Regions from separate parts of the Homo sapiens genome. Here region 2 is linked to region 1. A link is a loop called in an ENCODE intact Hi-C map of the cell type or tissue named here. Cell type or tissue: heart right ventricle. All regions are shown on one strand. Each heading gives the region's core, and the rest is flanking DNA. Links, peaks and the distances in the headings are about the cores only.

Region 1 (5,304 bases), core at 896-3,395:
AGTCCAGTGAGGAAGATGGACATGAATCCAAGAGTCACCAAAAAAATGTAAAGTGGCACCTGTGATGAGTCACAAAGGGGAGGTATATGAGAAAGTGTGTGACAGTATCTAACAGGTGAGGGCATTATATAATTTATTGTTGCAAACAGGACATTTTTGAGCATGTAAGAGGGTGTGTTAATTGTCCTGGAACAACAGGCATAAATCAGGACTTTCTGGGCAAACTCAGGCCCTACCCCACTCTTACCTACCCTTAGTATAAGAGGGAAGGTTGGGAAAGGCTTTCCTGGGGAAGGGAAGAAGAAACTGAGATCCGCGGAATAAGTGAGGATTCCTAGGCAAAAAGAGGAAGACAGAGTGGTTTAGGCCAAGAGAGCAAACAGTGGTGCAAGACTCTAAGGCAGGACAAAGCATGGAGCCTGCAGAGAACAGACAGAAGGTCAGTGTGATGAAGATGGGAGGGGTGCGTGGCTTTAAACACAGGCCCCTTGCTTGTTGGTTTGCCCTGTAGGTGTTAAGAAATGAGGCTATATCAAGGTGAATTTTAAGTAGAGGTGGCACCTCTACTTAAGACCAGACTTGCAGCTTTAAACATCAGTCTGGCTGCAAGGCAGAATGGATTAGCATTGAGTAGTAGTTCTGGCCTTGGCTTTCCAGAGGAAACTTCTAAACAATATCAAAGCCTTGGTGTCACCCACAGAGATCCTGATTTAATTAGTTTAGGTTGGCTCCCAGTAGGTTATAAAGTGTGTCAGGATTGAGATTCACTGTAGAAGGAAGTGTGAATATGGAGAAGAATAATTACAAGGCTATTGCAGTAGCCCGGGTAAGAAGTGATGGAATAGGTTCATGGCAGTGGGTTTCTGAAGCAGTGGTTCTCAAACTGTAGTGGATTTGAGTATCACCTGGAAGTCTTATTTATTTATTAGAGATGGTCTCACACTGTTGCGTAGGCTAGAGTGCAGTGGTATAATCATAGCTCACTGCAACCTTGATCAGCCTTCATCTCCTAGGCTCAAGCAATCCTGCCACTTCAGCTTCCTGAGTAGCTGGGACTACAGGCATGGACCACCATGGCTATTTGTTTGTTTGTTTTTAATAGAGACAGGGTCTCACTCTGTTGCCCAGGCTGGTCTCAAATTCCTGGGCTAAAGCAAGCCTCTCTCCTTGGCCTCCCAAAGTGCTGGGATTATAGCCACTGCACCTTGGCACGGAAACCTTGTTAAAATGCAGATATCTGGGTATCATTGATTTAGTAGGTCGTGGATGGGGCCTGAGAATTTGCATTTCTGACAAATTACCTGGAGGCGCTAGTTGCTAGTTTAGAGATCACACTTAGCATCTAGTGGGTAGTGGTCAGGGATGCTGGTGAATATCATACAATACACAGAACAGCCCTTTTGCTGATCACTGATCGAGCAAAAAAACCATCTGATGTGGTAGATAACATCAACAGGATTTGATCAGCAGGGTAAAGGACAACTCCAGGACTCTTACAGTTTTCTGAATTTCACAACTAAATGACGAGTTTCACTATTCATTGACATTCAGGAGACAGCCCTACAGACCTGAGAAGATGGTGAAGTCAAAGCTACACATATATTTGAGGGTTACCTTTGAAACAGCTAAGAGGATACATCAAGCAGGAACATATATGTGGAACCTGGAAGGGAAGATCATTACAGATATAAACTTGGGGATCATTAAAGCCAGGAACTTATCAATGGCATCAGTCAGTTCTCTTTTCTTTTACTCTTATCATTGGTGTCAAAGCTCTGGCCTCTTTTTGTTGGTTCCACTCAGGTGCCGTGATCCTCCAGCCTCAGCACCTTGCTGTGAGCTCTCCTTGGGAGGCTGCCTCTCCCTCCTCCTTCAGAATTTACCCCCTACTTCTCCTTTGGGTCCCACCTCTCAGGCTTGGTCATGTGTGGCATTAGCAAGCAGGTGTGCGTGTTTCCTTCTGAAGCACAAATCAAAGCCATGGTTATGTATCTGTGGGATTATTTGCTAAATGGCCACCTCTCCTGCTAGATTCTAAGTTGCCTGCAGTGACTGGAGAACATCCCTAGGTATCAGATGCTCAATGTCTTACACTTATGGAACCGTCAAAGACAGCTGTTAAATGTCCAATGGGTCAGTTAGGGAGATGGTGGTTGTTAAAACTGTGATGAGTTCTCAGGAAGAGGGAGAAGCAGTTACCTTTGTGAAGCAGTTGTTGGTATTTACTTAGTAATGAGATTAAATTTCCTAGGACAGTGGGTGTGTGAACCAGCAATAGCGCCATCTGCTGGAAGTAAGTGATACAACAACTATTATCTTGACTAGGCTCAGGGCTGTTAAAACAGTATTGCTCTGGGAGAAAAGAATCATTTTTTTTAAGGTTAAAAATGTGAGTAAAATTCTTTAGAGTGAAGATAGAATTTCTTTTGAAATGGTTGGAAAAATTGGATAATTATTGAAAATAGTGTTCAGTTTTCAAAGAGGAGAGAAACCTTCAAGTCACTGTAATTAAGAGAAGTTTTATTGAAAGAACACATGGAATAAGGAAGTTAGATATCTCCACCCAAAACCAGCATTTCAGAAAACAGAAACAGGCAAAAATCTGGCGGAGTGTGGTGGCTCATGCCTGCAATCCCAGCCCTTTGGGAGGCCATGGTGGAAGGATCGCTTGAAGCCAGGAGTTTAAGAATAGCCTGGGCAACATAGTAAGATCCCCATTTTCTTTTTTCTTTTCTTTTCTTTTCTTTTTTTCTTTTCTTTTCTGAGACAGAGTGTTGCTCCTTTTGCCCAGGCTGGAGCGCAATGGCATGATCTCAGCTCACCACAACCTCCCGGGTTCAAGAAATTCTCCTGCCTTGGCCTCCTGAGTAGCTGGGATTACAGGCATGCACCACCACACCTGGCTAATTTCGTATTTTTAGTAGAGACGTGGTTTCTCCATGTTGGTCAGGCTGGTCTTGAACGCCCGATCTCAGGTGATCTGCCCACCTCGGCCTCCCAAAGTGCTGGGATTACAGGCATGAGCCCCCGTGCCCAGCCCCAAGACCCCCATTTCTATTTTAAAAAAAAAAAAGAAGAAGAAGAAGGAAAAGAAAAGAAAAATGGAAACAGGCGAAAACCTAGGCTTCTCAAAGACTGAAGGGTATTTTGGAACTGACTGGATATTGCTCATCTCTGGCTGGTTGTGTTGCAGCCTCGTTGGTGGCAAGTGCAGACCCTCAGTCAGTGACCTCCTTTGTTGCTCTTCCATCAAAGGGCCCCCTTCTCCTGCCCAGGCATGGTGTTACTAATATGGCGATGGTAGGGGCAGGGGCTGCATCTATGACGGGGAGAGGTATGAGAGTATACTCATCATTCTGCTGTTGTCTTTGTTAGTTTGTTTCTAATTTCTATTGTTGGGGAGAAAGATAAATTCTTCCCTAACCTCTTGGGATCTTCACCTGGGTCTAAGAATTAAATCACTGTAAGACAGGTTAACAGGAGAAAAATATATGAGTTTTATTGATTTTTACATGTACGCGGAGACCCTCATGAGACAGCAGAAGACCTGAAGAAATGGACAAAGCAGAAAGCTCTAATACCTTTTAGACAGAGAAACCATAAATTCATGAAGAGCTGACAAGACAAAGGGGTTTGGGCCAGTGGCAGTAAATTGTGGGAATTCACTAGGGAGGTGTAAAGATAGAGGAAGATAAGGGATAGTTTAGAAAGTTTATTTGTACAGCTCCATTGCAGCATCAACTCCCAGTCAATGGTGATAAGAGTTATTTTCTTATTCTGGTACAGGGAGGGCAACTTTCTTAAATAAATCTTTTTGGCTTACGACAGGTAGAAGAGGGCAGATCACATAGCCCTTTCCGGCATCTGCTGTTTCTCAGGTGACTTTAGCTCAAAATAATCAACATGCCACATCAGCAAATTTTGGGGTGACATGGCCTGTTTCGCTATGATAATGGGAAAGAAATCAGACTTTTTAACTTTGAATTAGAAAACACAAACTTTGACTATGTCCCACAATTTATGTGACTGATTTCATATTCTATCACATCTATTTTATATTCTCTCATATTCTCCTCATGAATTTTCCCCTAGAATGTTGGGGGAATTTTGAAATGACTTGGGGGGCATGCTACAATTCGAAAAGGAGAGAGACATACTCTCCAATTCTCTCCCTGCCTGCCTCACAATGTGCAGCTCTCCTCTGCTTCTTCTTCTTCTTTTTTTTTTTTTTGAGACAGCGTCTCACTCTGTCACCCAGGCTTGAGTGCAGTGGCGCAATCTTGGCTCACTGCAAGCTCCGCCTCCCAGGTTCAAGTGATTCTTCTGCCTCAGCCTTCCGAGTAGGTGGTACTAGAGGTGTGTGCCACCACGCCCAGCTAATTTTTGTATTTTTAGTAGAGACGGGGTTTCTTTATGTTGACCAGGCTAGTCTCGAACTCCTGACCTCAGGTGATCTGCCCACCTCAGCCTCCCAAAATGCTGGAATTACAGGTGTGAGCCAACATGCCTGGCCTCCTCTGCTTCTGATTCAACTGCTGCTACCGATAGACTTACTGAAGGATTTGAAGCCAAATGGTATTAATTTTGGTCAGTTACTTCCCTGTATCTGGTGTCCTCACTAGACAGAACTTCTGTGTATGGCTACTTCATAGACCCCGACCAGCCTACATATTGTTTGCTCTAAGGTCTAGTGCCCTCTCTTATTTCACTAAGATACAGCCACTGTTGGTGGGGGAGTCACATAACATGGAACATAATCACTGTATCAGTTCAGGTGCTCTTGATTCAAGTGGATTTAATTATGAGGGAATTTATTCCTTACATAATTACTAAGTCTAGCATTAGAGTGGCCTGCAGATGAGGGTTGATCCAGTGGCTCAGTGATGGCCAGAACGCTGTTTACTTTTTCCATTCTGCTATCTATGGGGTTGGCTTCATCCTGAGGTTGTTTTCCTTTCTGTCACAGGTTTTACATCAATGGGGTAAACTAGTTTACATTGTGGTAACAAGCAACTCTCAACTTTTTTTTTTTTTTTTTTTTTTAGACTGAATCTTGCTCTGTTGCCCAGGCTGGAGTGCAGTGGTACAGTCTTGGCTCACTGCAACTTCCGCCTCCTGGGCTCAAGTGATTCTCCTGCTTGAGCTTCCTGAGTAGCTGGGATTACAGGCATGCACCACCACGCTGGCTAATTTTCGTATTTTTAGTAGAGATGGGGTTTCTTTTTTTTTTTTTTTTCTTTTTGAGACAGAATCTTGCTCTGTCGCCCAGGCTGGAGTGCAGTGGCGTGATCTCGGCTCACTGCA
Region 2 (5,304 bases), core at 1,267-3,766, 550 kb before region 1:
GGTCTGGTACTTGGTATTTGGTTATTAACCTGGAGAATACTTTTCCCCCCATTCTGTCAGTAAAGGTGAGCAAAAGAGTTCACATTAATGTGGGAAGTATAGTAATGTACCTTCACTGAATTGGATCAAGGTTGTATTAAGCATCCTAATTTCTGAAATAAAATAGTCTTCATGATCCTTGATCATCTTGACATTTTGCAGCATATCATGATGGTCTGTTACCTCATTGATATTATGTTAATTGGATCTGGGGAACAGAAAGTAGCAAAGACTGTGGATGTTCTAGTTAGACATATGGGGTCCAAGATAAAATGAAAAAGATTCAGGGGGCTGCTGTATTGGTGAAGTTATTAGGGGCCCAGTTGTTAGAGATATGCTGGGACACCCACATATCTCCAGGAGAGAAAGAAATCATAGCATCGTGTACCCTCCACCACAAAGAGGATTAGTGGTTGTTCAGCATCTTTGGATTTCAGATGCAGCCAATTTTGAGTGGAGACCAGGGCAAGAAAGGACTTTATAGCAGGTTAGAGTCGTGCTGCAGTCTGCCCTGAGTCTTGTGCTAAATGACCCAGCAGGCCTAATGGTGCTAGAGGTACCCATGGTGGAAAGGATGCTGCTCAGTCTCCGGCAAGCTCCAATAGGGGAGGCACAGCAGAGACCCACAGTATTCTGGATACAGTCATGCCTTCTGAAGCAGAGAACCATGCACTATAGGAAAAGAAGCTCGATGAGGGTTATTGTGCCATTGTAGAGACTGAGTATCTAACTATAGGTTGTCAAGTGGCGATGAGAATGGAGATGCTCACCACGGATGGGGCATCGTCATAACCACTGAATCATAAGGAACTTTCGTAATTTATTGTATGATGAAAAATCGTTCATAAGGATCAGGCCCAAGCAGCTCCAGAGGGTATGTCACTTTTGTGGCACTAATGCCTCTTCCTCAGTTCACACACATGGCCTTACAACAGCTTCTGGATGATCCAGTGGTGGAAGAGGAAAACTCTTGCATCTGGTTCACAGATGGTTTGGCTTAGCATATGAAGGGAAGGAGAAAATGGACAGTTGCCACATTATAGTCTCATTCAGTATTGACCTTAAGGACAGAGTGTGGGGGAAATCCTCTCAGTGGACAGAGCTGCAACCGGCACACTTGGTTGTTCACTGTGTATGGAAGAAGTGGCCCGAGATTCAGATATGCATAGACTTCCGGCTAGGGGAGGATGGCATGGTTTGTTGACCAAGGGTGTGAAACTAGCAATATTAGAAGATTGGTGACATGTGGATTGCTATAGTACAGATGTTTGTGTCTCCTGAAAATTCACATGTTAAAACCCAGCGTCCAAGGTCATGGTATGAGAAGGTGGGGCCTTTGGGAAGTGATTAGGTAATGAAGGGGATTAGTGCCTTTATAAAAGAGACCCCAGAGAACTGGCTAGCCCTTTCTATCATGTGAGGACACAGTAAGAAGCCAACATCTGTGAACCAGGCAGCAAGTCCTCACAAGAAACGAGTTCCTGGGTTAGGTGTTTTCCATAAGGTACTTTTTTTTTTTTTTTTATAGAGTCTCACTCTGTTGCCCAGGCTGGGGTACAGTGGCATAATCTCGGCTCACTGCAACCTCCGTCTCCCAGGTTCAAGCAATCCTCCCAACTCAACCTCCCAAGTAGCCAGGATTACAAGCATGCACCACCACACCTGGCTAATTTATTTTTATTTTCATTTTTAGTAGACACAGGGTTTCACCAGTTTGGCCAGGCTTGTCTCCAACTCCTGACCTCAAGTGATCCGCCGGCTTTGGTCTCCCAAAGTGCTGGGATTACAGGCATGAGCCAACGCGTCTGGCCTTTCATAAGGCATTTTATTTAATTATCAGAACAATTACATGAGTAAATATTACAATCACAACAATGTTGATGAGAGAAGTTAGGCAACTTGCCAAGCTAGTCAGCTGGGTGGCTAGGATAGAATCCAGCTGTGGTCCTCAACAGTGCAAACACAATTCCCACTTGTTTTTTGAACTTAAGAGCTATGTAGCCTACTGGGTCAGGTGAATTTACTAGGACTCAGGAATCATCTTCCCTCATCTTCACTCCTTATTTTTTAACCTACATTTTACACTTTGTCCTCCTCAGTCAGACTGCTAACCTCCTTCACAGGCCGTGTTATTGAGTAGCTAGGATTACAAGCGCTCACCTCCATGCCCAGCTAAATTTTGTTTTTTGGTAGAGATGGGATCTCGCTATGTTGCCCAGGCTGGTCTCGAACTCCTGGGCTCAAGCGATCCTCCCGCCTCAGCCTCCCAAAGTGCTGGGATTACAGGACTTAAAGAGACAGTAAGTAGAACATCTTGGCCTGATAGGTCCAGGAAAAGAGCCAGGGCAACTATCAGCTTGGACTGTAGAGTGCAGTTACCACAATTGGCCACCAGATGGCAGAAGCACTCAGGGAATCGCGTCGGGAAGGCAAAGGATGTGCTGAAGGGCTTAGGGGAAGCCTCAGGCCCGAGATCCAGAGGTTAGCGCGTTCTCAGCAGGGAGGGCCAGTTGTTCAGGTAAATATAATTCAGACAGCTAGAATATGGGATGCGCTGGTGAGATTCAAACAGGCCCACTTTGGTTCTACCAGAAAGAGAAATAGGGAGAGTGAGCTGGAGATGGGATCATTGCAACAGAACGTTTCAAATGCTCAAGATCAAAACACAACATAAATAAGCTGGGAAACAGGCTGGATGCGCTCTGCAGGCAGGATGAGAACGAGAACGGGTGATTGGCATTCGAAGACAAGGTTGAGCTGTGAGTGAAATTCAGGGTAGGCTGAGCATCCAGAAGGGAGTGAACCTTGGTTATGCCTGGGACCATCTGCCCCATAGATGACCGTGTAGCGGACCGTATTTCATAGAAATGGCCCTAAACACATTTTGGGTCATATGTTTCCCAGAAGCTTAGTACTTCCCCGACAAGGGGTAGAGTCTAGGTACTCTCCCTGTGAGCCTGGGCAGGGCTTCCTGACTGCCTCAACTAACAGAGCACAGTGAAAGTGACATATATGACTTTCAAGACTCAGTCATAAACACGGTGCAGTTTCTGTACGGCTTCCTCTCTCTCAGGACCCTCACTTAAAAACCCCGAGCTACCATGTGAGGAGCCAGGCTACCTGGAAGCTGCCATGTTAGAAACGATGTGGAAGGATCACATATGTTGGGGCTCAGAAAATAATACCCCAAAATGGAGACCTCAGAAGCAGAAGTTTTTCTCTGTCACTCTCCTGCCCTCCTATCTCTCAGTCACATTCTCCCCTGAGGCCAGCCAAGGAAACGAACATCCCTCTTCCCCAACATGGGTTACAGCAGCGGTCCCCAGTCTTTTTGGCACCAGGGACCGGGACTAGTTTCATGGAAGACAATTTTCCCACGGAGTGAGGTGGGGATGGTTTCAGGATGAAACTGTTCCATCTCAGACTATTAGGCATTATGTAGATTCTCATAAGGAGCACGCGACCTAGATCCCTCCCATGTGCAGTTCACAATAGGGTTTGGCCTCCTGCGACAATCTAATGCCACCACTGATCTGACAAGAGGCAGAGCTCAGGCGCTAATGCCTGATCACCCACACTCACCTCCTGCTGTGTGGCCCGGTTCCTAACAGGCCATGGACCAGTATCGGTCAGTGGCCCTGGCATTGGGGACCCCTGGGTTATGTGAAACCAGAACTCCTTTTCCCTAAAGCTAGTCATAAAACCTAAAAATATTACTCTAATCTACCCCTCTGCCTTTCTGTATAAAAACTGGCCATAAAGAAATTATTTGGCTTATCTTGTTTGACTCTTGGTCATAAGACCCCCATTTCAGAGATGATCCTGCCCCATATACAGAAGGAAAGAATACTGCACAGAGAAGCCAAGAAGAATCTAGACAGACAGGCCTTACTCAGTCTATCGGCATTAGATCATTCCATTTTTGTCTAATCATATTTCCACATAGTCCATACTGTATTGGACCTAAGCAATAAAATGGACAATGTCCCCTGTATTTTTGAATCTTCATTCTAAAGGCTCCCACTATAATAATAGTCCTATACATAAAATAGTATGTATATGATTACCAAGAAATATAAAAATATTTTTAAAAGATATAATACATGTGCTTCTTTAATAATGTATTAAATAAGATAAAGTGTTGCCTATAATAACTACTGTAACTTTCAAGTGTTGGTGAGCATAAATGATATTTGGAGGTATCTGCACAACTGTGATAAAACAAACTTATTGGCCGGGTGTGGTGGCTCACACCTGTAATCCCAGCACTTTAGGAGGCTGAGGCGGGCAGACCACGAGGTCAGCAGATCGAGACCATCCTGGCTAACACAGTGAAACCCCGTCTCTACTAAAAATGCAAAAAATTAGCTGGGCATGGTGGCGGGTGCCTGTAGTCCCAGCTACTCGGGAGGCTGAGGCAGGAGAATGGCGTGAACCAGGGAGGTGGAGCTTGCAGTGAGCCGAGATTGCACCACTGCACTCCAGCCTGGGCTACAGAGCGAGACTCTGTCTCAACAACAAACAAAAACCCAAAAACAAACTTATTGCTATTTTTTTGGTAACAAAGTCACAGGTACTTCTAATATTTTCATGGCTTGCTGCTTTTATGCATTATGGAAGGAAAAGCTATGTTTCAGTTAGAAATGGGCGAAAATAAAGGAATAGTATTTTTTTTTCCCATCAAAGTTCATGGACAACTTCCCCTACATTCCCCAACTCCCACTGTTGAGAACCATGGGAAGCGGGTGCTTGCAAGGATCTCAGGGAATATTAACCAAGCCTGTCTTTGCAGACGGTGGAAGGGAAGGGAGTGACATTTGGTCCTTGCCCAAGGTCACATGGCTCTTTGGTGGCAAGGCATTTCCCTAAGTGTTCCCCTGCTCCTTTCCATTGTCTTTTCATTCTCCTTCCAGTACATCTGTCTGCTTCTCTCTTTCTCCATGGCTTTTTCTTCTTCTATGACTCTTCCTAGTCATAAAATGAAATGGAGATCTTTAAAACCAAAGCCATGTGTACACTCACTGCTTTCTCATTCTTATCCACAATTCCAGAGTTTTTTTATTGGGCCTCATTGTTCTCATTTACATCCTGTGACTTTTCACATGAGCCCTCTGCTTAGATCATAAATCCGTGTACATTCCTATATCTCACCCCAAGAACACGCTGCACTCTTGGTGGTGCACTCTTTTTTTTTTTCCATGTGTCTACATTAGCGTCTCTTTCACGTGCGGTCTGAGAACTACTTTTAGCAGAATCACCTGGCCC

The links. Hi-C counts contacts between places; a loop is a spot of excess contacts. Peaks named below come from ENCODE experiments on the same cell type or tissue, not always from the same donor. Only the 100,000 strongest peaks of a DNase experiment are listed, where the experiment ranks them.
Region 2: a loop joins it to region 1, with 4 times the contacts of the local background. A loop is called at or near these places in 29 of 110 quality-filtered maps.

Annotation. Positions count from the first base shown.
Region 1 is chr9:72,590,653-72,595,956 of GRCh38, forward strand. The region is part of intron 2 of TMC1 (transmembrane channel like 1); the gene reads left to right. Among named protein-coding and RNA genes, the nearest start is that of TMC1, 72 kb to the left of the region's middle. RefSeq lists an enhancer at 2,010-2,069. In heart right ventricle, for the core only: a CTCF peak has its summit at 2,278 (motif pointing left); no DNase peak of the experiment used is centred there; H3K27ac peaks cover 521 bases.
Region 2 is chr9:72,036,708-72,042,011 of GRCh38, forward strand. All of the region lies in intron 2 of LOC101927108 (a long non-coding RNA gene), which reads left to right. Among named protein-coding and RNA genes, the nearest start is that of C9orf57, 21 kb to the right of the region's middle. In heart right ventricle, for the core only: CTCF peaks have their summits at 2,424 (motif pointing right) and 2,633; DNase peaks (open chromatin) are centred at 1,854 and 2,434.